2 separate regions of the Homo sapiens genome follow, and region 1 is linked to region 2. Evidence: read pairs that join two places in POLR2A ChIA-PET (ENCODE). Cell type or tissue: HepG2. All regions are shown on one strand. Links, peaks and the distances in the headings refer to the core of each region. The heading gives the core; the rest is flanking DNA.

Evidence for each region. ChIA-PET counts read pairs that join two places held together with the same protein. Peaks named below come from ENCODE experiments on the same cell type or tissue, not always from the same donor. Only the 100,000 strongest peaks of a DNase experiment are listed, where the experiment ranks them.
Region 1: POLR2A ChIA-PET joins it to region 2 with 7 read pairs; 2 of 35 experiments call an interaction of 5 or more read pairs at or near these places.

The regions. Positions count from the first base shown.
Region 1 is chr2:43,645,135-43,660,602 of GRCh38, forward strand. All of the region lies in intron 2 of PLEKHH2 (pleckstrin homology, MyTH4 and FERM domain containing H2), which reads left to right. Among named protein-coding and RNA genes, the nearest start is that of PLEKHH2, 16 kb to the left of the region's middle. In HepG2, for the core only: no CTCF peak of the experiment used is centred there; no DNase peak of the experiment used is centred there.
Region 2 is chr2:43,737,005-43,752,472 of GRCh38, forward strand. It overlaps PLEKHH2 (pleckstrin homology, MyTH4 and FERM domain containing H2), which reads left to right. Exons shown (of 30, transcript NM_172069.4): 20 at 1,337-1,516; 21 at 3,942-4,039; 22 at 5,737-5,914; 23 at 6,830-6,985; 24 at 8,862-8,959. Among named protein-coding and RNA genes, the nearest start is that of DYNC2LI1, 29 kb to the right of the region's middle. RefSeq lists a silencer at 9,229-9,470. In HepG2, for the core only: no CTCF peak of the experiment used is centred there; DNase peaks (open chromatin) are centred at 7,467 and 8,627.

The sequences.
Region 1 (15,468 bases), core at 6,093-10,092, 91 kb before region 2:
TAGAAAAAAATTATCTATTGATAGTAAAATGTGTTTATACCGTATTTGAAAGATGTATCTACTTAGGAATCTGTGTTGACTAAGTATATATTGCTAAATTCTTGCCTGGGCTAGAATTGAGTTTAAAATAATTATATGCTTTTCTAATCATGTAATTAGAATTTCATTTATATTACAGGAATTTTTTGCAAGTATGTGTATAAAACCAATAGATTTGTTCATTTATTCATTCAACAAATATTCTTTGAGGGCTAATTATGTGTTAGACACCGTTCTTAATACTACAGTTACATATATGAACAAGACAACCCATATTCCTATTTCCAGGGAACTTGAATTCTAGACCTCTGCTGTCCCAATGCAGTAGCCACTAGCCACATGTGGATGTTCAACACTTCAGATAAGGCTAGTTCAAATTGAGGTGTGTTGTAAAAGTAGAATAAATACAGGATTTCAAAGTTTTAGCATGAAAGAATGTAAAATATCTCAGCAATAATTTTTATATTGATTATATGTTGAAATGATATTGTGGATATTGGGTTAAATAGGCAATATTAAAATTAATTTTACCCACTTCTTTTTACTTTTTAAACGTGTGTATTAGAAAATTTAAAATCACACCTGTGGCTCATATTATATTTCTATTGGAAAGCACTGTCTGGATGAATGGATGAATGATATTAGTGGTTATTCAGAACTGATCAGAAGAACTTACAGGTGGTTTCTGAAACACTAATCTGCATAATCCTTTTGGGATGGAGATTGGTACATGTATCATATCTCCAAAAAAGGTATTAAATCTTCCTTTCATTGCTAGCCAAGAATCTCTTAGTACAGAATTATTATAATAACATTCAGCAAAACATCATTAAGTCTAAACTTGCATATATATCATCTCAAACTTTTGGGCTTTAACATCTTTTAGGTAGAAGACTAAAGTTATCCTTACTCACTTTGGGTCAAGGATGACTCAGTAATCAATCAGTCAATGAATCCTGAACTTCAATGTGCTTTATTTATTGATATTACATCAAAATTATTAAAATTATAGCTTATAAAATCCCAGTTTGAGTATCTCCAAGTTGGAGAAGTTTTTTCTAACGTAACTTAGTGACTCATCTTTTATCTTTTGCTCTTCTGTCAATGAAAATCATTTTCCATGTTGTACTATGATTTATCCGGTATTTTCCAACAACCCCAACTGCCCCATACAGTGATTTTTGTCAGGATCCACCAATTATGTCCTTATTACTAAACCTCATGGACACTTCCCATTTGTTGCCTAAGCCTCTCAGCAGTTGACACTGTTGACCACAGGATCCCTCTCAAAATTTTCCTGCTTTTCTTGACTTCTGTACTCGTTTGGCTTCCTTATGGACTAAATAGAAGATATTAGCTTATTTGGGTTGCAATTAGTTGACCTTTAAATTCTAAATTTTATGGCAACATTTGTTCTGTTCTTTAGAAAGCATGTTGCAGCAAGTTTCTCAATGAGTGCCCATTTTAAAAATAATAAAAGTGTTGTTATCTCCAGTAATTTCTCTATAAGTAAAATAGCTTTTTTATTATTAATTTTTATGCTATCAGATTAAATGTTTTCTTTGTCAGTGAATGAACATTGATAGGAATGTTATTTCGGAATTGCTGTTCTAGTTGTGGTTTCTTTTTCTTTAATTTTCTTCTTCTTTTTTTTTTTTTGGTCTGTATTTCGTATCTGTGACATAAATTCTTTGGCAGATCTAAGAGATGGAATTATTCTGATGTGTTTTACACATTGGAAAGTAGATAAATGTGCCAAGTTACTCATGGCTTCCCAATAAATATATTCAACACAAAAATATGAATAAGGATTTTCACAATATTTTCTGTTATATTCCATTATGAATATTTTTCTCAGGTTTAAAAATTTCTTTTGGTCTCCATCCATGTTTTAATGAAAATATCTAATATTTATTGATTTATTATGTATAGGATAAGCTCTGTATAGGTATGGTATGATTTATTTAATTCTTATAACAACTTGTGAAGTAATACATTTTATTGTGCTCATTTTATAGATTAGGAAACTGTTGCTTACTATGCCAAGAAATCTTCTAAGTGCTTTAAATATATAAACTTTTAAATCCTTATAACTATCCTATGAGGTAGTTACTAATATTATCCACATTTACAGAAGAGGAAACTTAGGCATAGAAAAGTTATTTAACTTGACTGAGTTCACACTAAAAAGTGAGTAGTGGAGCCAAGATTCAAACCCAGGCATTCTGTCTTTTTAAGCCTGAAGGCTTAGCTATCAGCCTATATGGCCTTTCTAATTTTCACCTTCCTTGCCTTCTCTGATATATCTATCCACTCATCCATTCTGTCCTCTATTCAGCCATGCAACATAAAAATCCACTTCTGCTTGGGGGCAGCTACCTGTGTGTGTATGTATGTATGTAGTAATAACGATTTACCTAACATTATGTATTTTTCAATGCAAACCGTATGGCATTGCTTCTAAGTGCCAACTCGAGTCAAATGTTGCATTCCAGAGACTGGTCTGGTCCTATCCACCTCTTTGGTTTTGTGTTAGCACCAGTCAGCCCCAGGGCTTCTCCCTAATAGTGCTCTATACCTTCCCCCTAAATGGATGCAGGCCCAAGGGTGAAGATTCTTGAGAGAATACTAATTTGGTTCTTTAGCTCTTTGCCCGGAATTGTGGCCAACTTCTCTTTCCTGCAACAGTTCTAGTTCTTAGTTCCATTTTATTAGTTATGGCTATAGGAAGCTGACTCTAGCGGCCAAATATGGTTCCTAAGTCTTTACTGCAACCATCAACTAGTTTAAACCCCACAGTAACCCTATGAGGTGATTGTTATTATCCTCAATCTAGAGAATTAACATTAAGGCTGAGAGTAATTGAGTAGCATGCCCAATATCACACAGCTAACAAAAAGCAGAGCTGCCGTTAGACCGTAGATCTTTCAGACTTGTGATGCAGCTAATAGAGCGTCTGGCACACAGAAGTAACTCGTTATTATTTTCCTGTGTCTTTCTGGTTTTTTTTGTTTGTTTGTTTGTTTGTTTTTTGAGACAGAGTCTTGCTCTGCTGCCCAGGTTGGAGTGCAGTGGCGCCATCTCAGCTCACTGCAACCTCCGCCTCCCAGGTTCAAGCGATTCTTCTGCCTCAGCCTAATGAGTAGCTGGGACTACAGGCACATACCACCACGCCTGGCTAATTTTTGTGTTTTTAGTAGAGACAGTGTTTCACCATATTGGCCAGGATGGTCTCGAACTCCTGACCTTGTGATCCGCCCGCCTTAGCCTCCCAAAGTGCTGGGATTACAGGCGTGAGCTGCTGTGCCCAGCTTTTTTTCCTGTGTCTTTCTGAATGGACACACTGGTTAAGTGAACAGGGGAGGTGACCTAAATGTAATTACATTCGTGTGTGTGTGTGTGTGTGTGTGTGTGTGTGTGTGTGTGTGACGGGGTCCCACTCTGTTGCCCAGGCTGGAGTGCAGTTGCGCAATCTTGGCTCACTGCAACCTCCACCTCCTGGATTCAAGTGATTCTCCCACCTCAGCCTCCCAAGTAGCTGGCATTACAGTCATGGGCCACCACATCTGGCTAATTTTGTATTTTGGGTAGAGACGGGGTTTCACCATGTTGGCCAGGCTGGTCTTGAACTCCTGACCTCAAGTGATCCACCCATCTCAGCCTCCCAAAGTGCTGGGATTACAGGCGTGAGCCACCGTGCCTGGCCTTAAATGTAATTACATATTGATAGCAGATGTATTTCTGAATTTTTAAAGGAAAAATATGTGAGATGATCTAGGTGTTTTTATAATTAGAGATGAATTTCAATTATATATGCCCTATATTTTTGGAGATGAAGTTGGATAATACATGGGATCTTTTAGAAAAGTTGTTTTGCACCTATTTTTTTTCATCACAGTTTCCAAGTAACTTAGAATATTGAAGCTTGTGAAGAAAAAGGCCTTATTGAAGTCTTGGGCAAGTGCTGCTGTAAGTGGGAGAGGTCTTTAGAGGAATTTAAGGAATGGTGTTGGAAATATCCCTAGTATGCCAAATATAAACTCTTCAGGGAAGCTGAGATTTAAGTAGTTTTCCTACTTTACAATATTACTAGTTAGTTTCTGAGTCAGGGAGGGAAAAAGGAAAGTTTCTTTGTCAGTTGAAGTGAAATGTTATTTCCTATGAGTTAGATTTTCGGTGAAAAGGAAAGGGAGAAAAATATGAAGAATTTTCCCTTTGGACATCAGCATTGCTCGCATAACCTCATGCTACCTCTACCTGATGTGGCATTGCCATCTGGAATTTCCTGCCACTTGGCATTTCTTTTGTGAATGTGATCCCCTTGAAGCAGACTTGGATTGCCTCATAGGAATAAGGAGTCCTTGGACAGCATAGTATATGCTTTTACCCAACAATCCAGTACAATATCATGATTAACCTATTTAAATTATACATTCCCTCAGTTACTCTACTGGCTTGCCTAATGTTTCACAGTGTCTAATGGAAATTCTACATATACTAACAATGGGACCGTATAGGCTAATTTAAATGTCACATCTTTGGTTACTGGTTGAAGATATTATTTATTATAACAACATCAAATAATGTTTGGTGGTAGAATCTTTCATGGGGTCTGTGGGGGAAAAGTCAGGAAGAGAGACACGTGGCAGGGAACTGCTGTCCACATCAGTGGGTGTGAAGGTCCTAAAGGATTCCACCTAAATTAACCAATCCATTAAACAAATTTATTTGTATACAATCCCTTTAACAATGAGAGGCTCTGTAAGTATACAGGCTCAGTGGCAAATTTCCCTCTGCCACTTGCTGCTAAGTTCACTTTGGCTACAGAGGGTACTTCTGTAGCAGTAAATTAAGCACTTAGAATTTGCTGCTTCATTTTGTTATTACATAATTGGCCTGTTCATAAAATACTTATTTTTGTCTAAAGCCTGATATGGGACCATAGATCATTTCAGGTTTGTTTTTCTTTCCTTTTTTTTTTTTTTTTTTTTTTCTGAGATGGAGTTTTGCTTTGTTGCCCAGGCTGAAGTGCAGTGGTGCCTTCTGCCCCCTGGGTTCAAGTGATCCTCCTGCCTCAGCCTCCTGAGTAGCTGGGATTACAGGTGTGCACCACCATGCCCAGCTAATTTTTGTATTTTTAGTAGAGATGGGGTTTCACCATGTTGGCCAGGCTGGTCTCAAACTCCTAACCTTAACTGATCTGCCCACCTTGGCCTCCCAAAGTGCTGGGATTACAGACGTGAGCCACTGTACCCGGCCATTTCAGGTTTCTTTTACTGACTTAATATAGATTGGCTATGGAATTGACCCAAGGTTTACATTATAGTCTATATTGTGAAAGTAAAAACTTACATGAATATTGTCTGCATTGCTTTTTTGAGTATTTTGCAAAGTTATTGTCCAGCTTGAATGATTATATTAATAGAAACAAATAATCACTCAAAAGCAAAGCATTACCTTTCTTCTTTTCTTTTTTCTTTTTTTTTTTTTAAGTTGAAGTCTCACTCTGCTGCCCAAGCTGGAGTGCAGTGGTACGATCTCTACTCACTGCAACCTCCACCTCCCGGGTTCAAGCAATTCTCCTGCCTCAGCCTCCCAAGTAGCTGGGACTACAGTCATGCATCACCATGCCTGGCTAATTTTTTGTATTTTTAGTAGAGACGGGGTTTCACTATGTTGGCCAGGCTGGTCTTGAACTCCTGACCTTGTGATCTGCCCACCTTGGGCTCCCAAAGTGCTGGGATTACAGGCATGAGCCACCGCGCCTGGCCAGCATTACCTTTCCTACTACTGTTATATTTAAACTGGTTTTAAAATAATCTAAGTTTTATTGGATATACCTAATGTATATTTACATTAATGCAATGTGAAGTGTTCAGAATTTATAATTTGTAATATAGATTGTGAAAATGTAGTGATTACCCTTTATCAAAGTTTATCCTCACAACATAATTTTTTGGAGTTAAAATCTTTTCATTCATTCATTCATTCATTCATTTATTCATTTTGTTCAGCAAACATTGAGTTTCTGTTATGTGTATTCATTATGCCTGCCTCAACCATTGTTGTATTTTTAGTAGAGATAGGGTTTCACTATCTTGGCCAAGCTGGTCTCGAACTCCTGACCTTGTGATCCACCCGCCTCGGCCTCCCAAAGTGCTGAGATTATAGGCGTGAGCCACCGCGCCCGGCCCTCAAATTTCAAATTTAGCCTCTCTTGGTTATATTTCTATCCCTTTGTTTCTTTCTGTGATAAGTTCCCTGATAACATGTAACTTAGCATTTTTCCTATTATGAATGTTATGCTTTTAAGTTACAGATAAAAGATTCCTAGGCTGAACAAATAGCAAAGGACAGAAATCAAGACAAATGCTTTTCAGCTAAGATTTTTGTGTCTTTTTTTTTGTATTTGGGACTCTGATTTTCATATAGTTCTGTATAACTATACACTGTGTGCGTCTGGCATATAAATTCTATAGCACCTGTGGTTCAACTAAAAGGGCATTAGGGAATCAGAACATGAAGACTGAAATCCCAGCCATGAACAAGGCATATTCACTCTGAACATCAATTTCCTAATCTCTGTAATGGGAATAACAATTCCTGTCTCATAGCATAGCTGTGAAATAATGTATTTGAAAGTTCCTGGTTCCTAAACACTAATTTGAATTTTTAAAAAGTTATCTTCTGTTCCCTGAATTATCTTTCTTTCTTCTAGGATTATTTTCCTGTTTTTATGTTTGTAATTACTTTTCAGGTTGCAAACTTTTCTCAAATGTCTGATGATTTTTAGTGGTCTATTTATATTTAAGAATAGGACACCTGCAAAGTAAACTGACAATTATGTATAAATGGTCAGTTGCTGGTTAGCAGTCAATCTTTTCTTTAGTGTGAGAGGGTGGGAGAGTATCTGCTGGGCGGTGAGGTCATAGATGCCATAGCTGTTGGACTAGTGCACTCCAATTCACTTATTCAATTTTGTAAGAGAATAACTTTTCAATTTTTTAGCAGGAAGTAAATGCTTAGTTGCTAGACATTTGGCAGATGGGTTTAAGAGAGAAGGTTTCAATGAATTAGTTGACTCTAAGGGCCACAGATTTTACATTAATACCTACTGTTTTCAGTCTTTCATGTCACTCCGCCTCTAGGTCTTTACAGGGCTCTGCAGGGCATTTGGCCCTTAGAAGGAGGAGCTCAAGCCTTATTCTCCAAGCCTTATTCTAGGCTATGCTATCCAGAACTCTGCTACACTAAAAATAGGGGAACTAACTGACTGTATGCATATTTAATGGTAAGCTGGCCCTTCACCCCCAACCTCCTTTCTCCCACTTGGCTCCTAAAATGCTAGCAGCCACCCTTTATTCTACAGGAGGAGATAGAAGTCTCTAGGGACTCCATGAGTCCAGGAGGAAAGAAATAGTGATGCTGACATCAGTAGTTCCCCAACAGGGAGCCCAGCCAGAACACCCAAGGTTAGGTTTTCTGGTTAACAAACCCCACATATGTGCCAAAGTTTCTAGTCAGCTTTTTAGTCCTTCACCCTTAAACCTACGTATCACATCATGGATGACCAGACATCTGAAGAAAGCCTCTAACACGAAAGACAGGGCACAATCAGAAAAAACCAGCATTGCCTATGTGGGGAAAAGTAAGCAAAACAAAATGAGCAAAACTCTATCATTTAATATTCTCAGAGAGAAAGGAAAGGATAGTGCATCCATGACACAGGGAATATTCAGAGAATAAATAAGAGCTCTTAGAAAACCAAAAACATGGTAGAAAAAATGGCAAACCTAAGAGCAGGGTTGAAATATAAACTAAGGGAAAGTTCCTGGGATGTAAAGCAAAACATTAAAGAGATGGAAAATAGGAGAGAAAAGATGAGAAATTTAGAGGTCCAGTTCAATATGTCCAAGATCCAAGTAATAGGAAGACTGGAGGGAAGAAAATAAATGAAACAATACAAGAAAGTTTCCTAGAATTGAAGCATACAAGATTCCAAGTTGAATGTGTCTACCAAGAACCTACCATAACAGATTAACATAATTTCCACCTCAAGTTACATCATAATGAACGTTTAGAATATAGAGATCAAAGAAAAGATTCTGCAAGCTTTCAGAGGAAAAAACAGTTCACATACAAAGCATCAGGAATTGAAATGGCTTCAGACCTTTCAAAAGCACCACTAGAAATTAGAGGATAATGAAAAAATGTCTTCAAAATTCTGAAGGAAAATTATATCAAACCCAGAATTCTGCACCGAGGCCAATTATGAATTTTATTTGAAGGTAGAATAAAGATATTTTGAAGACATTCAAGGTCCCATGTAACTTCTCTGAGGACTCTCCAGAAGGAGTGCTTTATTAAAAGGAGGAAGTAAACCAAGAACGAGGAAGGCATGGGATATAGGAAACAAGAGATTCTATATGGGAGAAAGTTGAGGGGTCTCCCCAAGAAGTCAGCTGTGCCCAGGCAGACAGGTGAACCAATTGAGCCTGGCACAGGTCAGTTCTGGGAGTGGCTTAAAAACATGAAATTGGTAGAAAACCAGACGTGAACAAACATTTTGAGAGACAATTTACACAGTGGTGGGAATTTGGAGTTGAATTATTGATTCATTCATGAGAAGCTGAATAAAAGACATTTAACTCTAGGAAAAAAAAGACAGGAAAGGAAAAAGTAAACAGTTCTTTTACATGGTTTTACATGGTTCAGCTCTGAATATCACACATAGTTACAATAATACTATTTCTGAACAATGATTTAACCAAAGGTAAGATATAAACATATTGGGAGAATGGGAGATAGGAAGTGTATTTGTTTGGATGGATGGCAAGGAGAACAGAGAGCTAAATCCTCATTTTTCATTAAGTGAGTGAATAAGAAATCACTAAACTAAAAAAGTCAAAAGAAACAGAAGCATGTTACTTAAAACATGAAGGCAAATATTAAAAGAATTGGCTAAAAGAGTACATTTACTTTTATTAATAAACCTTTTGGAAGTAGTTGACATTTTATGTTATTTATTTATTTATTTATTGAGACGGAGTCTTGCTCTGTTGCCAGGCTGGAGTGCAGTGTTGAGATCTCGGCTCACTGCAACCTCCACCTCCCCGGTTCAAGCGAGTCTCCTGCCTCAGCCTCCTGAGTAGCTGGGACTACAGGTGTGCACCACCACATCCAGCTAATTTTTTTGTATTTTTAGTAGAGATGAGGTTTCACCATGTTGGCCAGGATGGTCTCGATCTCTTGACCTTGTGATCTGCCTGCCTCGGCCTCCCAAAGTGCTGGGATTACAGGCGTGAGCCACTGCGCCCGGCCAGGTGTTGATTTTTATACACTGAATTTCTGTTCTTTAAGTGTAACCACTTAAAACTCTTAACTCCTTAACTTTTTTTTTTTTTTTTTTTAATGGCCAGCATTGGCTGCCACAGTGGCTCATGTCTGTAATCCCAGTGCTTTGGAAGGCCGAGATGGGAGGATTGCTTGAGGCCAAGAGTTCAAGACCAGCTTGGGCAACATAGTAAGACACCCCCCCCCCCCGCATCTCTACCAAAAAATTAAAAAAATAGGCCAGGCGTGGTGGCTCACGCCTGTAATCCCAGCACTTTGGGAGGCTGAGGTGGGCAGATCACTTGAGGTCAGGAGTTCTAGACCAGCCTGGACAACATGGTGAAACCCCATCTCTACTAAAAATACAAAAATTAGTTGGGCACAGTGGCACACGCCAGTAGTCCCAGCTACTCAGGAGGCTGAGGCGGGGGTATTGCTTGAACCTGGGAGATGGAGGTTGCAGTGAGCCAGCCGAGATCATGCCACTGCACTCCAGCATGAGCAACAGAGTGAGACTCCATCTCAAAAAAATTAAAATAAAGAAATCAAAATTAGCCAGGTGTGGTGTGCACACCTGTAGCCCCAGCTACTCAGGAGGCTGAGGCAAGAGGATCGCCTGAGCCCAGAAGTTCCGGGGGCTGCAGTGCTATAATGATGCCTGGGCTAAAAAATAAATAAAAATAAAATAATAATAATAATAATAAAGGCCCGCACAAATACTTTATAACAGAATAGAACTTGAAACTGGAATGTGGCAAGGAAATGTTGGGGATAATTAAAAACAACAAAAAAATATCTGTATAGGATAGTGTAGTGGTGGGGGATTTGGTGAAGGAAAGGTTAGGAAATCAAGAGCAGTGGAGAGCAGAGTATCAAAACCAGGAACTGCTGAAAGTCTTACAATAGCTGGGATTGATTTTTCTTTAGATAACACTTTAGAAACTAGGCATTTTCTGGAACAGAAACCAGCACCTTCAATTTGAACTTTCATGAAGCTCTTAAAATTTAGGTAATTATGTATCTTTGATGGACAATGGAAGATGCTAAATGTTGTGTAAATCCATTAGAAACCATAGAATGGAAAAATGGCAGGCAACCAGAAAGACTTCAGATGTCCCACCTTGTCCTAGAGAAAGAACTAGTGGTTTTTCCAACATGATCACAAAACGACCTACTTTGAAAGCCTAAGGTTGTGTGGGGATGGGTTGGAAATCTCACTTGGGGTAGGATGATTATTACAACTGAATGAGATTTTTCGTCTGGGAGAGTAATTCAGCCCTCAACAGCTCCTTGAGCTTTGCAACAGCAGCAGACTTTTAATTTGTAATATTAGATGCATTTTCATGAAAAGAAAAAAATACACATTCTTTGTTCAGAAAAATCTTTCTTCTAAAGGTTAACTTATCATTGTGCCATTAATACTTCATCATCTATTTAATCTGGAATGTATCTTAGTGATTTTTTTTTTTTGAGATAGAGTCTCGCTGTATTGCCCAGGCTGGAGTGCAGTGGCATGATCTCGGCTCACTGCAATCTCCACCTCCTGGGTTCAAGTGATTCTTATGCCTCAGCCTCCCGAGTAGCTGGGACTATAGGTGTGTGCCATCATGCCGGCTAATTTTGTATTTTTGATAGAGATGGGATTTTGCCATGTTGGCCAGGTTGGTCTCGAACTCCTGACCTCAAGTGATCTGCCCGCCTCTGTCTCCCAAAGTGCTGGGATTACAGGCATGAGTCACTGTGCCCAGCCTATCTTAACAATTTAAATGGGCATTTTTTTTGCCTCAAAACAAAGCAAATCTGTGTAATACATTTATTTTTGGTATATGTTTATACAGTTTGTGGAATGGAAAGTTAGGAAAAGCTCTGTACTTTTTATGAGTATAATTCTTGAAGCTGAGACACTGAATTTCTCCATTTCACATCCAAGGACTGAGAGCTAAGAGAAGATATGAAGATATTCCTAGAAGCTGCATGTCAAAATGAGAGTGGCTTCCAGTGGAATGATGACCAGATAGATGATCACAGGAATAGTCAGAGGATTATCTTTACAGATCTACACATAACAGGCTAACCTTGGGGTTTAGTTATCTATTGCTGCATAAAAAACTACCTCAAAACTTAGCAGCTTTATTGATTTAGCCATTCCACGATGTATACATATTTAAAAACATCGTGTTGTGCACAACAAATATATACAATTTTTGTCCATTAGAGAAAACCTTAGTGGGCTGGGTGCAGTGGCTCACGCCCATAATCCCAGCACTTTGGGAGGCTGAGGCGGGTGGATCACCTGAAGCTAGGAGTTTGAGACCAGCCTGGCCAACATGGTAAAACCCTGTCTCTACTAAAAATACAAAAAATTAGCCAGGCATGGTGGCAAGTATCTGTAATCCCAGCTACTTGGGAGGCTGAGGCAGAAGAATCGCTTGAGCCCGAGAGGTGGAGGTTGCAGTGAGCCGAGATCGCGCCATTGCACTCTAGCCTGGGCAACAAGAGCAAAACTCCGTGTCAAAAAACAAACAAAACAAAACAAAATAAAACAAAAAAACCTTAGTGGCTTCAATTAACAATCATTTTATTTGTTCATGATTCTGTTGGTGGTTCTTTTACTCTGTTTGGCATTGAATGGGATCACTCATGTGACTGCATTCAGTTGGCAAATCAGCTGGAGGGTGGACTCACTGCGGGTGCTCGGACAGCTGGGTCTGGATATCCAAGATGATTTCACTTGGATGTCTAGGTCTCCTGGCCTCCCATCTCAGCCCTCCTAGTAGTTGGGATTACAGGTGCTTCCAAGTAGTTGGGATTACAGGTGCACGCCGCCACACCTTGATTTCACTCACATATCTGATGCCTCAGCTGGGAGTGGTGAAACAACTGGAAACTATCTGAGCCACCCTACTAAACCGCTCCCAAGGTAGCCAGATCTCTGTCCATGGTGATTCAGGGCTCCAAGAAAGAGCAAGTGGAAGCTGCAAATCTCTTCAGGCCCAGTCTCAAAAGGTACAAAGCATTCTAACAACCAAAGCCCATCACAGGGTGGCCCAGTTTTAAGGGAAGGGGAAATATCTTTTATCTCTTGATGGAGGACATCCCATGGAAAAAGAGCACATGGGATAGGAGTTACTGGATCACCTTCTGGTTGTCTAGCATAAACTTGTTTCTGTCTATTGAGAAATTGAATTGTTTTTATCTTTTAAGTTTCACATGTAGTGCACCATGCAGGTCTGTCTGTACTTCAAGAAGGTGGACCTACCTCTGCAGAAGATGATCTCTAAATGTATTCCCAGTATCTGCAGCATTGATAGATACCGGGCAGACTGGTGTAGGGTGGCGCAGATAATTATTTATATTACCTGTGTGTCTTAAAATTTTAAGGGTAAACAGTAAGTTTTGCCCTCCTTCTTCTGTATCTACAATTGTGCCTACACTTTAAATTATAACACACATACATAATATAAATTGTCCTTGCAGAAGGTAAAGTTAACACAATATCATTTTCTGTCTTCTGAACAGTGATCTTCACATTATTCAACTACCCATTGAATATTTCTTCATCTTCCTTTGTATTATTATCTTGAGCTTTCATTTCATTTTTTAAAATAAAACATATAGGCCTTAGGCAATTATTCTGCATTATACAGGGAGTGTACTTTTATCTTTCAGCATAATTGTGCTATTCCTATTTACTCACTTGTTTTCTTCTGCTCCTTCCCATTACTTTGAAGTCTCTGCATGTCTCTTAAATCTGGTAATTTATATTTTTCACACTTACGTGTATTAAATGATACATGAATTGTTTGTACCATTTTTCATGTTATGAGCTCTCTCTTCTACTGGGTTCAGAGTATAGTTTACTTCATCTGTATTAGTTATCTATTGCTGTATTAACAAATGACTCCAAAATTTCATGGCTTAAAACAACTATAAGCATTTATTATCTTGCACAGTTTTTATGGATTAGAAATTTGGAAGCAACTTAGCTTATGTTTCTGATGAGGTTGCAGTCAAAATGTTGGCCTGGGATGTAGTAATCTGAAGGCTTGACTGGAGCTGGAGGGTTCACTTTCAATGGTTCACCAAAATGGTTGTTGGCAAATGGGTATTGGCTGTTGGTAGGAAGCCTCAGTCCCTAAGTGTGTGGATGTCTCCACAGGACTGCTTGAGGGTTCTCACAACATGGTGGCTGGCTTCCCCCAGAGCAAGTCATCCAAGAGAATGCAAGGTGGAAGATGCAGTGCGTCTTATGACCTACTCTCAGAAGTCATACTTCATCATTTCCACAATATCCTGTTGGTTGCAAAGGTCAGCCCTATGTTGTGAAGGAAGCAACTACACATGGGTGTGATTACCAGAAGGTGAGGATCATTGCGAGACATTTAGAGGCTGGCTACTGAACCATCTATTGAGTTTTTTCTTTCAGTGACTATGTATTTCTAAATTTTTAAGACTTTTTTTTCTTTCTTTTTTTTTTTTTTTTTGAAACAGAGTCTCACTCTGTTGCCTAGGCCTGAGTGCAGTGACTTGATCTCATCTCACTGCAGCCTTGACCTCCTGGGCTGAAGCGATCCTCCCACCTCAGTCTCCTGAGTAGATGGGAATACAGGTGTGTGCCACCATGCCTGGCTAATTTTTGTATATATATATTTTTTTCTTTTTTTTGGTAGAAGCGAGGTTTTTGTCATGTTGCCCAGGCTGGTCTCAAACTCCTGGGCTCAAGCCATCTATCTGCCTGCCTCAGCCTCCCAAAGTGTTGGGATTACAGGCGTGAGCCACCAAGCCTGGCAAAGACTTTAAACTGGTTTATTTTCTCGCCTGGTCGTTCTTGTTTAACACCTCCCTGCTGTTTTTCTTCTTTTTTTTTTCAATTCTTGTCCTTTAAAAAATAGATGTTATTCTCATTTCATCTCTTTGACAATCCTAAACATAAGAAATCTGAAGTCTTTCACATGGTGTTATCATTTTTATTTTACCAGACTAAATTGGTCTTTTGACCATTGATATTGTTATCTGTCTTTCTTAGTTTTCTTTGTATGTTTTGGAATTTGGGGTTGCAAGGCACTTTTTTTTTTTTTTTGAGACAGTCTCACTGCACTGGAGTGCAGTGGTCAGATCTCAGCTCACTGGCAACCTCTGCCTCCCAGGTTCAAGTGATTCTCCTGCTTTAGCCTCCCAAGTAGCTGGGACTACAGGCACGTGCCATCATGCCTGGGTAATTTTTGTATTTTTAGTAGAGACAGTGTTTGACCCTGTTGGCCAGGCTGGTCTCGAACTCCTGACCTCAAGTGATCCGCCTGCCTTGTCCTCCCAAAGTGCTGGGATTACAGGTGTTAGCCACTGTGCCTGGCCTGCAAGGCACTTTTTAAAAATTTTTTTTGGTCAAGTTAATTGAGTACATATGTAAAAGTCACCCTTTTGGGTGTTTAGTTCAAAGAGTTTTGGCAAATATATATGATTCCGTAACCACTACCACAATCAACATAAACACTATTTCCATCACCTCAGAAATTTCCCTCCTGCGCCTTTATAGTCTGTCTTCTTCTCAAACTCTAAGCCCTGGCAATCACTGATATAGTTTCTGGACCTTTAGTTTTGCCTATTTTAGAGCATCATATAGTATGACATAAAGTGTATAGTTTTTAGTGAATGGCCTCTATCGTTTAGAATGCTTTTGAGTTCACCAGTGTTGTCTGTATCTATAGTTTGTTCCTGTTTATTGTAGAGTAGTATTCCATTGTACGTGTGCACCATGATGTGTTTATCCATTCACTAGTTGATGGTCATTTGGGTTGTTTCCAGTTTTGGCAATTACGAATACAGCTGCTGTAAACATTCACATACAGGTGTTTGGATGTATATGTCTTTATTTCTCTTAAGTAAACACCTAGGAGTAGGGTTATAGGTCTATGGTAAACATATGTTTAACTTTTTTTTTTTTTTTTTTTGCCAATTAAGGAATTTATTTTTTTTTTTTTATACTTTAAGTTTTAGGGTACATGTGCACATTGTGCAGGTTAGTTACATATGTATAAATGTGCCATGCTGGTGCGCTGCACCCACTAACTCGTCATCTAGCATTAGGTATATCTCCCA
Region 2 (15,468 bases), core at 5,031-9,030:
AAACAGTTTTCCCATCTTCTAGAATGGAAAAATCTTTGATACATTGGACATCAAATAGAGTGCACAGAAGGTGATTGCCTCTGGAATGGGGCCCAGATAGTCCTAAATGTAAGGCTGTTTTGGTCCACCCTAAGAAACTTAAAACAGACCTTGGAAGAACCGAACCATTTCCAAGTAATTTAACTGTCATCTCAGAGCAAAGCTAAAAAATGTTTAAAGCATACCAAAAAGTCCAGTGCCCAAGAGTATAACATTCACAACGTCTGCATCCAGTCAAAGATCACCAGGCATACAGAGAATCGGGTCAAGTATGACAATACAATGGGTAAGAAAAAGTAATCATAGAAACATATCTAGAAATGATGCAGGTGATGGTAGATAAGGACATTTCTGTGTATCTGTTGTCTACTGTTACATTTAAAATTTCCCCAACACTTAGTGACTTACAACATTTGCTATTTCACACAGTTTTGAAGGGTCAGGAATCTAGAAGCAGTTTAGCTGGGTGGTTCTGACTCATAGTCTCCTGGCGGTACCATCAAGCTGTCAGCGGGGGTAGCAGGCATCTGAAGATTGGAATGGGGCTGGAGGATTCCAAACTCTCTCACGTGGCTGTTGGCAAAGAAGCCTCAGTACCTCACTACATGGGCCTCTCCAAATGACTGCTCAAGACATGGCAGCTACCTTCCCCAGAGGAAATGATCTAACGGGGAAAGAGAGAGAGTGACCAAGATGGAAGTGCATTGTTTTTTATAAGCTAATCTTAGAAATGGCGTGCCACATGCTACCAGTCACACAGACCAACCCTGGTAGAATACAGGAGGGAATTAACTATGGATCTGAATGTCAGGATGTGGAGATCACGGAGGACCACTTTGGAGATTGGCCACCACACTTCACATGTTCAGGAAGGTAAAGGAAAGCATGAGCATTTTAAGAAGAGTAAGAGAAGATATTAAAAAGACCCAAATTGAATTTTTAGAGATGAAAAATGCAGTGACTAAAATGAAAAATATGCTGGATGAGATTCACATGTATTCTGAAGCTCTGTTATTAAGTATGTAGATGTTTAGGATTGTTATGTCTTCTAGATGAACTGACCCCTTTATCATTATAAAATGACCCTCTTTATCTCTGGCAGAATTCCTTGCTCTGAAATCTGCTTTGTCTGCTATTATTGTGGCGATTCCAGATTTCTTTTGATTAGTGTTATCATAATATATCCTTTTCCATCATTTTAAACAAAAACTACTGCTGAAAAGATATTCGATATAATTCATGCAGAATAAATCTAATCACTCCTCACCTTGAATATATCTTTTTTTGTTTAATTCAGACCTGCCAGCTTTTTATAAATGCTGCAGTTGACTCTCCTGCAATTGATTACCACATATCTTTAGCCCAGAGTGCTTTGCAAATCTGCCTGACACATCCTGAGCTGCAGAATGAAATTTGCTGTCAGCTTATTAAACAGACAAGACGAAGACAGCCACAGAATCAACCAGGACCATTGCAGGTAGATATTAATATTGATACATATACATGCAATTTAAAGTGTTTTTTTTTCTGATTGTAAGAATGATACACATTCAGCATAGACATTTGGAGAATACAAAAAGTGCAGAAGGAAAAATAGGTATTAATATTTTGATGTCTACCTTTTTGGTTTATTTATATGTTTATATATAAATGTGTGTATGTTGGTGTGTGTACACTCACAGTTTTTTATATTGCTGGAGTTACAGTGTGCATACTACTTTTTTAAACTATAGAAAATAATCGTTTCCCCTATATCCTTAGACATTCTTCAAAACATTAATGGTCATGTTAACATTAAGTACGATACATTTCTATATTTTTTCCTATAATAAATACCTCTGCAGTAGACATCTTTGAACCTAAATGAGATGGAGTTTCGCTCTTGTTGCCCAGGCTGGAGTGCAATGGCACAATGTCGGCTCACTGGAACCTCCGCCTCCCGGGTTCAAGCAATTCTCCTGCCTCAGCCTCCCAAGTAGCTGAGATTACAGGCATGTGCCAACACTCCCGGCTAATTTTGCATTTTTAGCAGAGATGGGGTTTCACCATGTTGGTCAGGCTGGCCTCGAACTCCTGATCTCAGGTGATCCGCCCGCTCTGGCCTCCCAAAGTACTGGGATTACAGGTGTGAGCCACCGCGCCCACCAGGAACCTAAATCTTGTGGACAGGTCCAGCGAATTCCTTTGAATTCATTTTTAGAATTTTCCTATATCTTCAACAACATTCAGTATATTTTAAATTCTTACCAGGCAAAAAAAAATATTTCACTATTGACTCAGGATGCGTTTCTTTATTAGTGCAGTTGAATATATTTTTCAGGTGTTTGGTAGTCATCTGTGTTTACTCTTCAATGAACACCTGTTTTTATCTTTGTGTATTGACTGCCTGTTAGCCACAGGATAAATCAGAAATTTCTTACCTTAGCATATAGGACTGTCGGGGTTGGATCTAGGTTTTGTGAGACCGAAGCTTATACAGTTTGGGAAATGCTCTTTAAGACAAAGACTTGAAAATGGATTACTTTTGCACATTTTAGAAATCATATGACCATGTAAACACAGTTAATAAGCCTTTCCCAGGACCTGTGCCCAAGAGGGAATCTGAAGCTTAAGCTTCATCTGCATCAAGAACACTTTGTCATCTGGCTCCACTGGCCCGCTCTTTCTCCACTTCCTGCCTCCAGCAGACAGTGAATGAATAAATTCGCCCCATCCTTCAAACACACTCCACCTTTGCAATATTCTCCACCATGCACCTGATGGTATTCCTGTTACCTGGATCCCTCCTCTTCCTTCCCTTCCGTAGACTTTATAGTCCAGCCTAAGCAACATATTCCCTGTGATGCCTTCCTTGACTCCACAAGAAGTTAGTCATTCCTTCCATTGGTTATGCTTTAAAAAGTTAATACGTGGTATTACCATGTTGTATTATAATTTACTGTTTAAATATATAACTGTCTCCTACTAGACTGTAGGTTCCTTAAGGGCAGGGACAATGCCTATTTCTCCCTCTTTTTTAATATAACGTTTTAAAAATGGCTGAAAATTATACATAGGAAACAAGGGCAAATAAGATCTCTATCCAACTTTTTTAATATAACGTTTTAAAAATGACTGAAAAATTATATATAACAAACAAGGGCAAATGAGATCTCTATCCTACTTTTACATTTATTTACTCTAATGAGTTTGTCTAATGCTTAACATTTTTTAACAAATGCAGTGTTTTATAGGATAAAGAAATTAAAAAAATTTTTTTGTTGTTTGAAGACTTTTTGTACCTTGTTTAGTGGTTGAGCATTAACCACCATGTTCTTCAGAAGAGAATTCTGCTGTAACATGTTTTATACTTCCTTGAAAAAATATAGAAAGGAGAATACAGAACAGAGCGAAGGAAAAATAAAAATCACATATATTGCTGCTACCTAAAGATAACCTCTGTTAATATTTTTATACTTGTCCCTTATTTAGGTATGTAGATACATACGTGTGTGTAGGTAGATTGGTTTTGATTTAGGGCATGTGTTTTCTACTGTTCTGCAATCTGCGTTTCTCAAAACTATTACTTGTATTTCAAGGAATGAGTAAATACGTAAGTGAAAAAAAAGAAACAATGTTCCTAATCTTTGAGTGTAACGTCAAAAAGGAGCACCTTGTCTGCTTGTGCCTTGGTTCCTCAGTTGTAGATAACCATACACACAACTAGATGGATCATAGATCTGACCCAATGTAGAGTTTTTTGTTTTTAACCTATGATAAATGCTGTAAACAGATCATGCATATGTGAAAGAAGCAAAACGTTTTTGGGTTAAGAGAGACTGTCATCAGCCCATTGCACTCACTCAGATGTGGATCTCTGACTGGCACGTGGTATCTAACCTGTGGTGCTTCTCCCTGCCCAGGGCTGGCAGCTCTTGGCACTCTGCGTTGGGCTCTTCCTTCCCCATCATCCTTTCCTGTGGCTCCTCAGGCTTCACCTAAAGAGGAATGCAGATTCCAGGTGTGCAGAATACTAGCCAGCTGAACTGTTTATGTGGCCTCTGAAAGTCTACGATAAATCATAAGTATTTAACGATCTGCCAGGTACATTTTCAGAAGAATGTATGAAACAAATATTGGTACAGGAAGCCTTTGGTTATCATTGATGTGGAGCTAGGAAAATATTTCCTTTGTTATGTTAAATCTCTTAGGGAAGATTGCAATAAATACTTGAAAAACTGACAGAGAATATTTTTAAGTGAAAAGTGCATTTGCATTTCAAGTATGAATGACTTAGCATTAGTGGGTGTTCATTCAATAAAAGCAACTATTTTGTTTCCTTAGTTTTCCCTTTTACTATTTCTCTGCACATTGAATTCTTTTATGTGAAAAATTTCCCCCATGGTCTTCCCTCCTTTTCTAATTGTATGTATTTGAATTACTTCAGAATTGTTACTCCTTTGAAAAACACATTTAAAGTTCAACTTCCAGAATGGCTTTCTTACATTGGGACCCAGGTCACTCAGCCAAGGCTTATCCAGGGTCATTTTGTCCACCAAGAGGTTTGTGTCAGGTTGCTTAAACTCTTGGACTAAAGCAAACACAGTAAAAGAAACAAACAAATAAACAAACCCAACTTGGAAGCAATAGGAAAATATTCTACAGTTCATAATACATTGTGGGGCCTCTGTGATCAAGGTCATCTGTGACCAAGGTCAGGTAATTTCAGTTGCAGTCACTGAGGAGCCCCGAGACCAAGGATCTGCCTACAGGGCACTTGAATACAAACATATTTGACAGGTGTTATCAATCTGCTTGAATAAGCAGTAAAATTTATGTATAACAAACAAGGACAAATAAGATTTCTATCCAACTTTTACATTTATTTATTCTAATGAGTTTTTCTAATGCTTAACAGTTTTTCACAAATGCAGTGTTTTTTATAGAATAAAGAAAGAAAACATATTTTTATTTTTGTTTGAAGATTTTTTTTTTTGAGGCAGGGTCTCACTCTGTCACCTAGGTTGGAGTGCAGTGGCATGTTCTTGGCTCACTGCAACCTCCACCTCCAAGGTCCAAGTGATTCTCCTGCCTCAACCTCCCAAGTAGCTGGGACTACAAGCGTGCGCCACCACCCCCGGCTAATTTTTTGTATTTTCAATAGAGACAGGTTTTCACCATGTTGACCAGGTTGGTCTTGAACTCTCGACCTCAGGTGATCTGCCCACTTCAGCCTCCCAAAGTGCTGGGATTACAGGCATGAGCCACCATGCCTGGCCTGAAGACATTTTTTTTTTTTTACCTTGTTTAGTGGTCAAGCGTTAACCACCATGTTCTTCAGAAGAGAATTCTGCTGTAACATGTTTTTATAAGTTACTCTGTACTATTCTTCATGCAATTGCTTTCTTTATATTTGTTAATATTAAATCACTGTATATTGACTTGTGACTGGTAATTTTAAATTCAGCTTGTGACTATAATAATACAGTAAAGATGAAGAATGCTTTGTGGGGAGGTTTGAGTGAGGCAGTTACAAAAATAAAGAAGTTGGAATTTGAGGAAAGTTACAGCAGTTTAGTATTATCATTCAAAAAAAGTTACTGTCAAAATTAGCCTAATACATTGTGATAATGTACACGGATGCTTTCTTAATGGTTGCACATATTAGGTTGTCAATTAAATTTATTCTTAGATTTTATCTTAAGTTTTGTATTACAGGACAGAATTTGGAAAATATGCCATTTACTGCCAGCGTTGTGTAGAAAGAACGCAACAAAATGGTGACAGAGAAGCAAGACCCTCAAGGATGGAAATTCTTTCAACTCTTCTCCGAAACCCTTATCACCATTCTTTGCCCTTTAGTATACCTGTGCACTTCATGAATGGGATATACCAGGTAGGTTACCTGATGAAAATATGCTTAGCCAACAATCCTATGTACAACCTCTGTTATAGGGAACAGAGACTTCTCTGCTTACTTTTGTCAGCACCTGGCAGTGACAAACATGCAAATATATTAGATTTACTATCAGAACAGCTGAGTTTTGAAACAGTTTTGCTATAAAGGATTCACACTAATAACAAATCCATACTGAACCAAATAAGGGATGGGCTTCACTGCCATTATGATTCTGATGGACAGAAAAATAAAAAACACTTCGGTTGGGGCTTTTTCCCATCAGTACACCTCCTAGGTGTGGAAATAATTACTGATACTGGGTGTGTACAATTTTAGTCTCTTTTAAAATCTCCAAATCTCAGAAATTATCTGGGAAAACTTCACTGGGCCCTTCCAGTTCTCAGATCTAGATGCCTGCTTATTAATTGAAGCAAACATGTTCCCAAACTAGCAATTAGTCTTTGTAGCCATATGCCTTTTATCACAGAATTCAGATACTTAACTGCCTATTAAAGAAACAAACATTAAATACATAAAGGTGTTCATTTATTTAAACATATTTCTTGTTTATTTTCCATTTGATTAAAGATTGCATATTGTACTATAGTTCTTGGTTTGCTTCTAATGGGTAAGCATAATATCTTTGCAAAATATTTATAGCTGTCAACTGATCATTCTATTTTGGATTCATGTCTGTTGGCTGAAGCTGAGATTTTTGAGTTCTTCAGCAAGCTAATTTATGAGGTAACTTTGTTAATTTTCTCCAGAGGAGCTTTGGGAAAAAAAGTTGAAGCACCTAGAAAAATATGTTATCATTAATCATGCATCAAGTATGCTCTGTTTCATCCTTAAAATCTCAGTTTGAAACTATATATTTCTTATTAAGAGAACTGCTTTGTTATTTCTGTCTAGGTAGTTGGTTTTGACGCATCTACCACAGTGGAAGAATTTTTGAATACTTTGAACCAGGACACAGGAATGAGGAAACCAGCGCAGTCTGGATTTGCGTTGTTCACTGACGATCCTTCTGGCAGAGATTTAGAGCATTGTCTTCAAGGAAACATCAAGGTGAAACCAAGTCCTTTTCAGGAGCCAAGCCCAACGAACAGCAAAGAAGCTACTCTTTACAAGAAGAGTAAACTTTGCAAGAAGTTTAATTCAGGAGTTTTCCAAAACTTTAACCAATCTAATCTCCACGATAAGAAAAAAAAAATGCAGGACTTTGTTAAACCCATAGAATTCTTAATACACAATCTCTACATATACACATTCCATATTAAAGAGAGGAAAGGTGTTAGTAATGGAAATGATACTCTAAGTATTAGGATAATAAGGGTAGATATGTAGAAGTGCTAATAAAATGGCTTTCCATTTTTTTCCATTTATTCAGCAATACTTACTAAGCTATTTTATTGTATCCCAGGGGCTGGCTGGACTCTGTGGGGAATACAAAAGGACCAGAAATAGTCCCTGCCCACAGTGAACTTAAAATTTGCTTACGGAAGAGCAGCTTTATACACAGATAACCTTGAACTAGGGTTGAAAGTGATGAAAGTTTTGAGAGTGCTGTGAACTTTGCACAGAAAGAGAGAGTTTAAGTTCAGCATTGGGAGTTAGGGAAGGCCTGAGCTGGAAATGAAAAATGGTTTAGGAAACAGACCTGTGTCCGGGTGCAGTGGCTTACGCCTGTAATCCAAGCACTTTGGGAGGCCGGGTCAGGTGGATCATTTGAGGCCAGGAGTTTGAGACCAGCCTGGGCAGCATGGCAAAAACCCATCTCTACTAAAAATACAAAAATTAGCCAGGCATGGTGCCACACACCTGTAGTCCCAGCTACTCTGGAAGCTGAGGCACTAGAATCTCTTGAGCCCATGAGGTCGAGGCTGCAGTGAGCCGTGATCACGCCACTGCACTCCAGCCTGGGTGACAGAGCAAGACTGTCTCACAAAAAAAAAAAAAAAAAAAAGAAAAAGAAAAGAAAGGAAGAAAGAAAGAAAACAGACCTGTGGAAATGAAAAGGGAGGGATTTTAAAAGAATCTTTTCCAGATCATAGTAAAATAACTTTAATAGAGCTTCCATTTAGTAATGGCAATAATATATATAGAACTAGGCCGGGTGTGGTGGCTCACGCCTGTAATCCCAGCACTTTGGGAGGCCAAGGCAGGCAGATCATTTGAGGTCAGGAGTTCAAGACCAGCCTGATCAATGTGGTGAAACGCCATTTCTACTAAAAATACAAAAAAATTAGCCAGGCATGGCGGCGGGTGCCTGTAGTCTCAGCTACTCGGGAGACTGAGGCAGGAGAATCACTTGAACCCAGGAGGCGGAGGTTGTAGTGAGCTGAGATCGTGCCACTGTACTTCAGCCTGGGTGACAGAGTGAGACCCCATCTCAATTTGAAAAATAAAAAAATAAATAGAATTACAGAACCACAAGGGACCTTAGAGAAATAATGCACTTATTTTGCAAATGAGAAAGCTGAGGCCTAGAGAGGGAAATGAGTTACCCAAAATCAAATAGCTAGACCTGGGTCTAGACTCTTTCCATAAATTATATGTCAAATTTCTTTGGTATAACTTTAGTTATTAAAATCTTTTTGAACTCGGAAGGTGAAAAACTTGCTTCTTCAGTGACCAAATCATGGAAAAATCCCTGGAATCTTCTTGTTTCCAGTTTCAGGCAGTCCTACATTACAGTTCCTTTTTGAGTAAAAAATGCGTGGCCACAGTCCAAAGTTAATGTGTGTCCAAAAGGATAAGTGGACCAAATAGCAATTTATAATTACATACTAAACTCAGAGCCGCACAGAGGCTGAAAACAAAAAGCTTGAGTATATTTGGTTTGATCATATTAATTGAAAAATTTCAGTCTGCAGCACACTTGTCTTCAAAAAATGTTGATTTGAAAAGTACTGTAAATCTCAGTTTTCCACTTCCTTTCTAGATTTGTGACATTATTTCCAAATGGGAACAGGCTTCCAAAGAACAGCAGCCTGGAAAATGTGAAGGTACAAGGACTGTTCGTCTGACATACAAAAACAGGTGTGTAATACTGCATCCAGATGCCAAAGTATGAGTATACAATATGTTCTAATAATGCACCTACTATTTACCTTTCTATTGAATGCCTTAAAAGTTATTTATTTGTAAGTTTGTCTTTCTATAAATGATAACTCTGTTTCTATAGGAAAAAAACCTTGTCACATAAAATTTTGTTTCTAATTCTAGTCTCTTAATGTCATAAAGAATTATATTTTATGAAAATATGCTTTTAGACAAACATCAGAAACACTAGGTCTCAGCTGAGCACGGTGGCTCACGCCTATAATCCCAGCACTTTGGGAGGCCAAGGTGGGCAGATCACCTGAGGTCAGGAGTTCAAGACCAACACTTTGGGAGCCAACATGGCAAAACCCCGCCTCTACTAAAAATACAAAAAATTAGCCAGGCATGGTGGCATGTGCCTGTAATCTCAGCTACTCAGACAGCTGAGGTGGGAGAATCACCTGAGCCCAGGAGGTTGAGACTGCAGTGAGCCGTGATTGTGCCACTGCACTCTACACTCCAGCCTGGGCAACAGAGTGAAACCCTGTCTCAAAACAAACAAAAAATACACACACACACACACACGCACACAATCAGAAAAACTACAGAAAAAAATAGTTGCTCTCTTAGAGTAGTTGATACAAGGATGCATTTTTCACTTTCATAATTTCCTTTAACAGTATTATTACATTTTTCATAAAGACTGAATACTTCAATACCCTACTACAGATCTGTAGTAAGAAGAGATACCTATGTTTCTTTGGGAGGCCGAGGCAGGTGGATCACGAGGTCAGGAGATCGAGACCATCCTGGCCAATATGGTGAAACCCCATCTCTACTAAAAATACAAAAAATTAGCCAGGCGTGGTGGCGGGCACCTGTAGTCCCAGCTACTTGGGAGGCTGAGGCAGGCGAATGGCATGAACCCGGGAGGCGGAGCTTGCAGTGAGCCAAGATCGCACCACTGCACTCCAGCCTGGACGACAAAGCGAGACTCTGTCTCAAAAAAAAAAAAGAGGAGATACCTATGTCCTATGTTTGCCTCAGTCTTTTGGAAGTCATATATTCTTTATACTCATATTTATTCCTTCTCAGTCTTTCATTCTCATTTTTCTCTTTCTTTCTGTCTCTCTCTCTCTCTCCCTCTCTCTCTCTCTCTCTCTCTCTCGGTGTTCACCGAGCTTCAACTGTAAGGCCTATCACTTAGCTGGATGCTATAAATAAAATTGTAATAAATACAGACAGACCCAGTTCCTGATCTTTTGGAATCTACGGGTTAGTGAGGAAGACTATTGTTGGGCATATCCTCACTCTAATGAGTGTGTAATGACACAGTATGTTCTCTGAAGAGAGAGAGAGGTACTGTGAGGGCACACAACAGTGAGCCTGACCTAGACGGGAGACCTCGGGAGGCTTCTTTGAGGAAATGATGTTTATACCAAGTTCAGAGGGAGATGGAAGTGGGAACATCAAAATGCATAGAAAAGAATGTTCAAAGGCCTGTAGATGGAGGCTGCTTAGCTTGTGTCAAGAATTGAGAAAATGCCGGAGACTCCGGAGCACACACCTTCTCTACAGATAAAATGGTAATGTACTTTGGCATGTAGTCAGGAACCAGATTTCCTTTCTTTCTTTTTAAATATTTTCATTTCTTTCATGTATTAGCAAAAGGTAGTACTTAATAAACACTGTTAACTGACCAGCTCACATTAATTATAACAAAATAATGGTATTTTGCTGGTTTTATTTGAGTCTTATACCCTGTAAATTAAGGAATCTATAAAATGTCAGACCCAGAGCCTGGTGGAATTATTGGAGTGGTACTCAGAGGTCTCTTTTTGGAAGATGTTCAGACTTAAAATTGGAATGTAAGAATTGAAGGCACTGTACAACATAAAGAATGTAATTTTGATCCACTTTAAAATTTCTTGTTCTAATAGTCTATCCCACAGAAATATGCAGATAAGTGGGCAGAGTATTCCAGTATGTCACAGTATCTTCCTTGTCATGTTTTTGTCATATTCTTTGTCAATGTTTTTGTTAAAAACTTGGGACAGACACTCACATGTTTATTACTAGGGAGAACAGTTAAATAAATATGGCACATTCATATTTTGGGCTCTTCTCTCATCCAGTTGGCCACTTAAAGGGCCACCCAGTATTTGAACAGACTCTGTTGATCTGAATAAATGGTGGTTGTGAACACTGGAGCTTCTTTATTCAGGGGCTCATGAGCTGTGATGATTTGCCAGAGGTTCAAGTAATAAGAAAGTGACTATTAATCTTTGGTGTCTAAGATTTTAAAATCATGCATTCCTAGAGATAAGCAATATTGCATAGATATTGGAAATCTAATAGGCTTCATCCCTGGAGGGACCTGTTTCCCTTGAGGGCAAACTTTATCAAGGTATCAGTGGCCCTTTGGTGACTGGGAAGGACAGCAGGCTAGAATATTTGGACCTTCTAGATTATTATTGTAGTTCTGTTTAATCTGGAGCAGTAGTTCCCAACGTGGGCCCAACACTAGCAGCCTCAGGACCACGTGGAACATGTTAGAAATGCAAATCATTAGGCCCCACTTCAGACCCACTGAGTCAGAATTTCCGGGGGTGGAGCCCAGGAGTCCCTGTTTTGACAGCTCTCCAGATAATTCTTACACGTGCTGGGTTTTGAGAAGCACTGACCTAACGGTCCTCATTGCTGCCCCTGCCTCTTGGCCTCAGCCTTTGTGGAAGGAGCCAGCTCCTGGACCTGGCCTGCCAAAGACATTTATGGAGAAGAGGTTCAGGCATTCTTTTTTTTTTTTTGAGACAGAACTTCACCCTTGCTGCCCAGGCTGGAGTGCAATGGCACGATCTCAGCTTACTGCAACCTTTGCCTCCCAGGTTCAAGCGATTTTCCTGCTTCAGCCTCCCAGATAGCTGGGATTACAGGCGCCTGCCACCATGCCCAGCTAATTTTTGTATTTTTAGTAGAGACTGGTTTTCACCATGTTGGCCAGGCTGGTATCAAACTCCTGACCTCAGGTGATCTGCCCGCCTCGGCCTCCCAAAGTGCTGGGATTACAGGCATGAGCCACTGCGCCCAGCCAAGACTATTCCTAATAATCTAAACCTTATGAATGCTTAATACATACCAACTCTGAGTATGATGGCTATGATTGGAACTGAAGTGAAATTTGGATAAAATTTGGATATGAAAGACAGGTAAAAATAATGCTTCAAGTCTAACAAACATCACAAGGAAGGACAAAGAGAGTCGTGAATAAAAATTTTTTGGTTGACAGTTGGTTGAGTTTATCCAAAGACCTGGAATCAATAGAAAGGAATGTCTGGGTTGCCATAAGAGGTTGTGGAGTCTTCACTTCAAGTTGTTCTGCCTTCCTAGACCAAACCAATAGATTTCTTAAGTTATTTGATTGAAGTCTCAGCCTCCGTAAAATGCGTAAAACCAAGCAGCTCCCCGACCACCTTGGGTACATGTTCTCAGGACCTCCTGAGGGCTGTGTCACAGGCCATGGTCACACATATTTGGCTCAGAATAAATCTCTTCAAAAATTTTTTTTTAAAAGAGAGAATTGTGAATAACAGATGATGATTACCTTGTTTAAAAGTAAAACCTCATGACAATGTCTTTGACAGCAGGAAAAAAATTAACTCAACTGAAAGGCTTGATTTTTAACAGAACTCTGAAATGGCTGGATAGCCACAGCTATGAGAAAGTAATGTTTCTAAACATGGCCGTGCTTTGCCGGTGTTTATAAGTAGCTTAGACAATGAGCCCTAATTTCTAGTGATACAGTTAGGAGGGAACCTTGCTGTGACCTGTCACACAGCCAAGGACCTGATTCTTCATCTGCCAAGCAGCAGGGTAACAAACAAAGCTAAAATATCAATTCTCTTTATCATGGAATTTTAAATGGATACTTAACAAGTGATGGAATTTTAATTATTTAGATTCAGGTATGAAAGATCTAATTAACAGGTTTTGAACTTGTTCTCATAGACAACCGTTGGCAACTAACATTTAAATTCTATTCATAGTTAAGCTTCTTATTTAATTTGATTTCTCACTGTGTTTTTGAAGTTGTAAGAGCCAAGGCATGTTTTTAACAAAAGAAAACTGGCCATAGCCAGAAGTTTAAGCCAAGAAATGGAGTTTATCCCATTTCTCCTAGCTATGTTCACACCAAAAAAAATTCCAGGATCAAGAGACTCTCATGTGGACCAGGCACCGTGGCTCACGCCTGTAATCCCAGCACTTTGGGATCCTAGGCAGGCGGATCACCTGAGGTGAGGAGTTCAAGACCAGCCTGGCCAACATGGTGAAACCCCGTCTCTACTAAAAATACAAAAATTAGCTGGGCATGGTGGCATGCGCCTGTAGTCCCGGCTACATGGGAGGCTGGGGCAGGAGAATCGCATGAACCCAGGAGGCAGAGGTTGCAGTGAGCCAAATCGTGCCACTGCATGCCACTGCACTCCAGTCTGGGTGACAGAGCGAGACTCTGTCTCAAAAAAAAAAAAAGAGAGAGAGAGACTCTCATGATTCCAGAGACCTCTGGGGAATACTACTACTGGTACTCCTACTACTACTAACCCTCATTTGTTGAACATTTACCTAACATCAGGCCTTATTCTTAACTCTTTGTATGCATTCTTACATAATCCTTACAACCCTTTGAGGTACTATTATTATTTCCATCTCACAGATGAGGTAACTGAAGCTTTAGAGAGTTAAGTCACTTGCCTAAGACTATGAAAGGGAATTCTTCAGGATTTTTGGCAAATAATTCCTGTACTTAGCAATTCTCACGTACCATTTATTTGTCCATTCATGCCATCTACCAGTGCCAAGACTTGTTTGAAGCCTTGGGAATTCCAAGGTGAATAGAGTTTCCTTGCCCTTTAGAATCTTCCAGTTTATAGGGAGAGGCAGACATGAAGTCTTAGCAATGCAATCAGTGCTGTAACAGGAAGAATGTAGCACAGGAGTGAAGAACATGGGCTGGAGACAGGCTGCCTGGGTTAGAATCCTGGCTCTACCACTTACTATGTGGCCCTGAGCAAGTCACTTAACATCTCTGTGCCTCAGGTACCCTGTATGTGAAACGGAGGTCAAAATGACTCCCACCTCTAGGGTTGTCTGAAGGATTAAATGTTGGCAATTGTAAAGCACTTGGTTCAGAGCCTGCCACATAGTAAATGCTTTGTAGATATTTGTCGTTACCATGAGTATGACGCATACGTACAAGAGGTTGTAGGGACATAGAGGAAGACTTTGCAGAGTGGTGACTTCTGAGCAGATGACTGGAAGTTGGACGCCACTGAGGCAGGAAGAGAACAATTGCAGTTTTAGTAGAGTATAACCAGTAGACCATGGTGGACTGAGGAGTGAAGGAAGGGTGAACAGAGAGAGATTGCAGGCTTTCCCCCCAGTAAGTTTACAAGAGGATGGGAAGGGCAACAGTAGGAAATAAATGCTCTGAAGAATGAATATGGATCCAGTTGAGGGCAAGCAAAAGGATCGCCCAGTGGTGCTGAGAGCCCTGCTGAATTTGGAAGCAGTATATTTGCGTAGTGGTACTGGTCCACAGTGACGCAATTTCCATCCCACAGTATTCAGCTTCCTGGGTGTCCAATGAGGAGGTGGAGATTTGGGAATACCCCCGCGAGCTAATCTAAGCCTTGCCTGCTGTCATGGAAGCCCATTCTGTCTGCTGCAGGCCTCTTTAGGATTTGGAAGCAGCTGAAAGCTGGCCATATTGTGAGAGGCTTAGATCACATTCCTCTAGTGCCTTTCCTATTCAAGCTCCATGGATTTGATTTTTATGACTTCTTGGTCATTTTTGTTCCTCTTCAAATTCTCCCCAAATCCCTGGATAGCTATTGGAGCCAAAACTGTTTCATTAGGGATTTGAGCCCATGGTTCATGTCCAGTATTGTTTCTCTCTCTCTCTCTTTTTTTTTTTTTTTGCTAGTGATACTTCCTTTTCCCCTGTCAGGCTCAATTGTGTTGCCTGCTGGGAATAAGAGAAAATGCACTTAAGCTCTTCTTGCCTGTAACCATTTGGTTCTTTTTCTCCCCTTAGCCATATTACCAAACCTTCCAGTGGTAACACTTAGCTAAACTCTAATGGATTACAGTGATGAGTATGATATACTTCCTAACTTCAAGTAGGGAGAATAAGCTATGCATACAAATGTAAGCATGCCAAAAAGAAAGGCTTTCATCTTAAATTTTCTTCTCTTTGTTTCATACGGCTTTGCTGATATCATTTTGGATTTGTCATCTGTTTCTGTTGCCCAGCCATATTCTACTACCAGTTTAACAATATAATCCTGCATTATTTGTCTTTGTGTAGTCATCATAGATTAAAATGGAGCTTAGGATTTTTCTGATTTGTAAACTGGGTAAAGAGGAAAGAATGAATAGAATCATGGGGTAGGAGGAGCTTTTCAAAGTATACCCACCCATGCTTGCCCAGAGATTCAGACCTGCTGCCC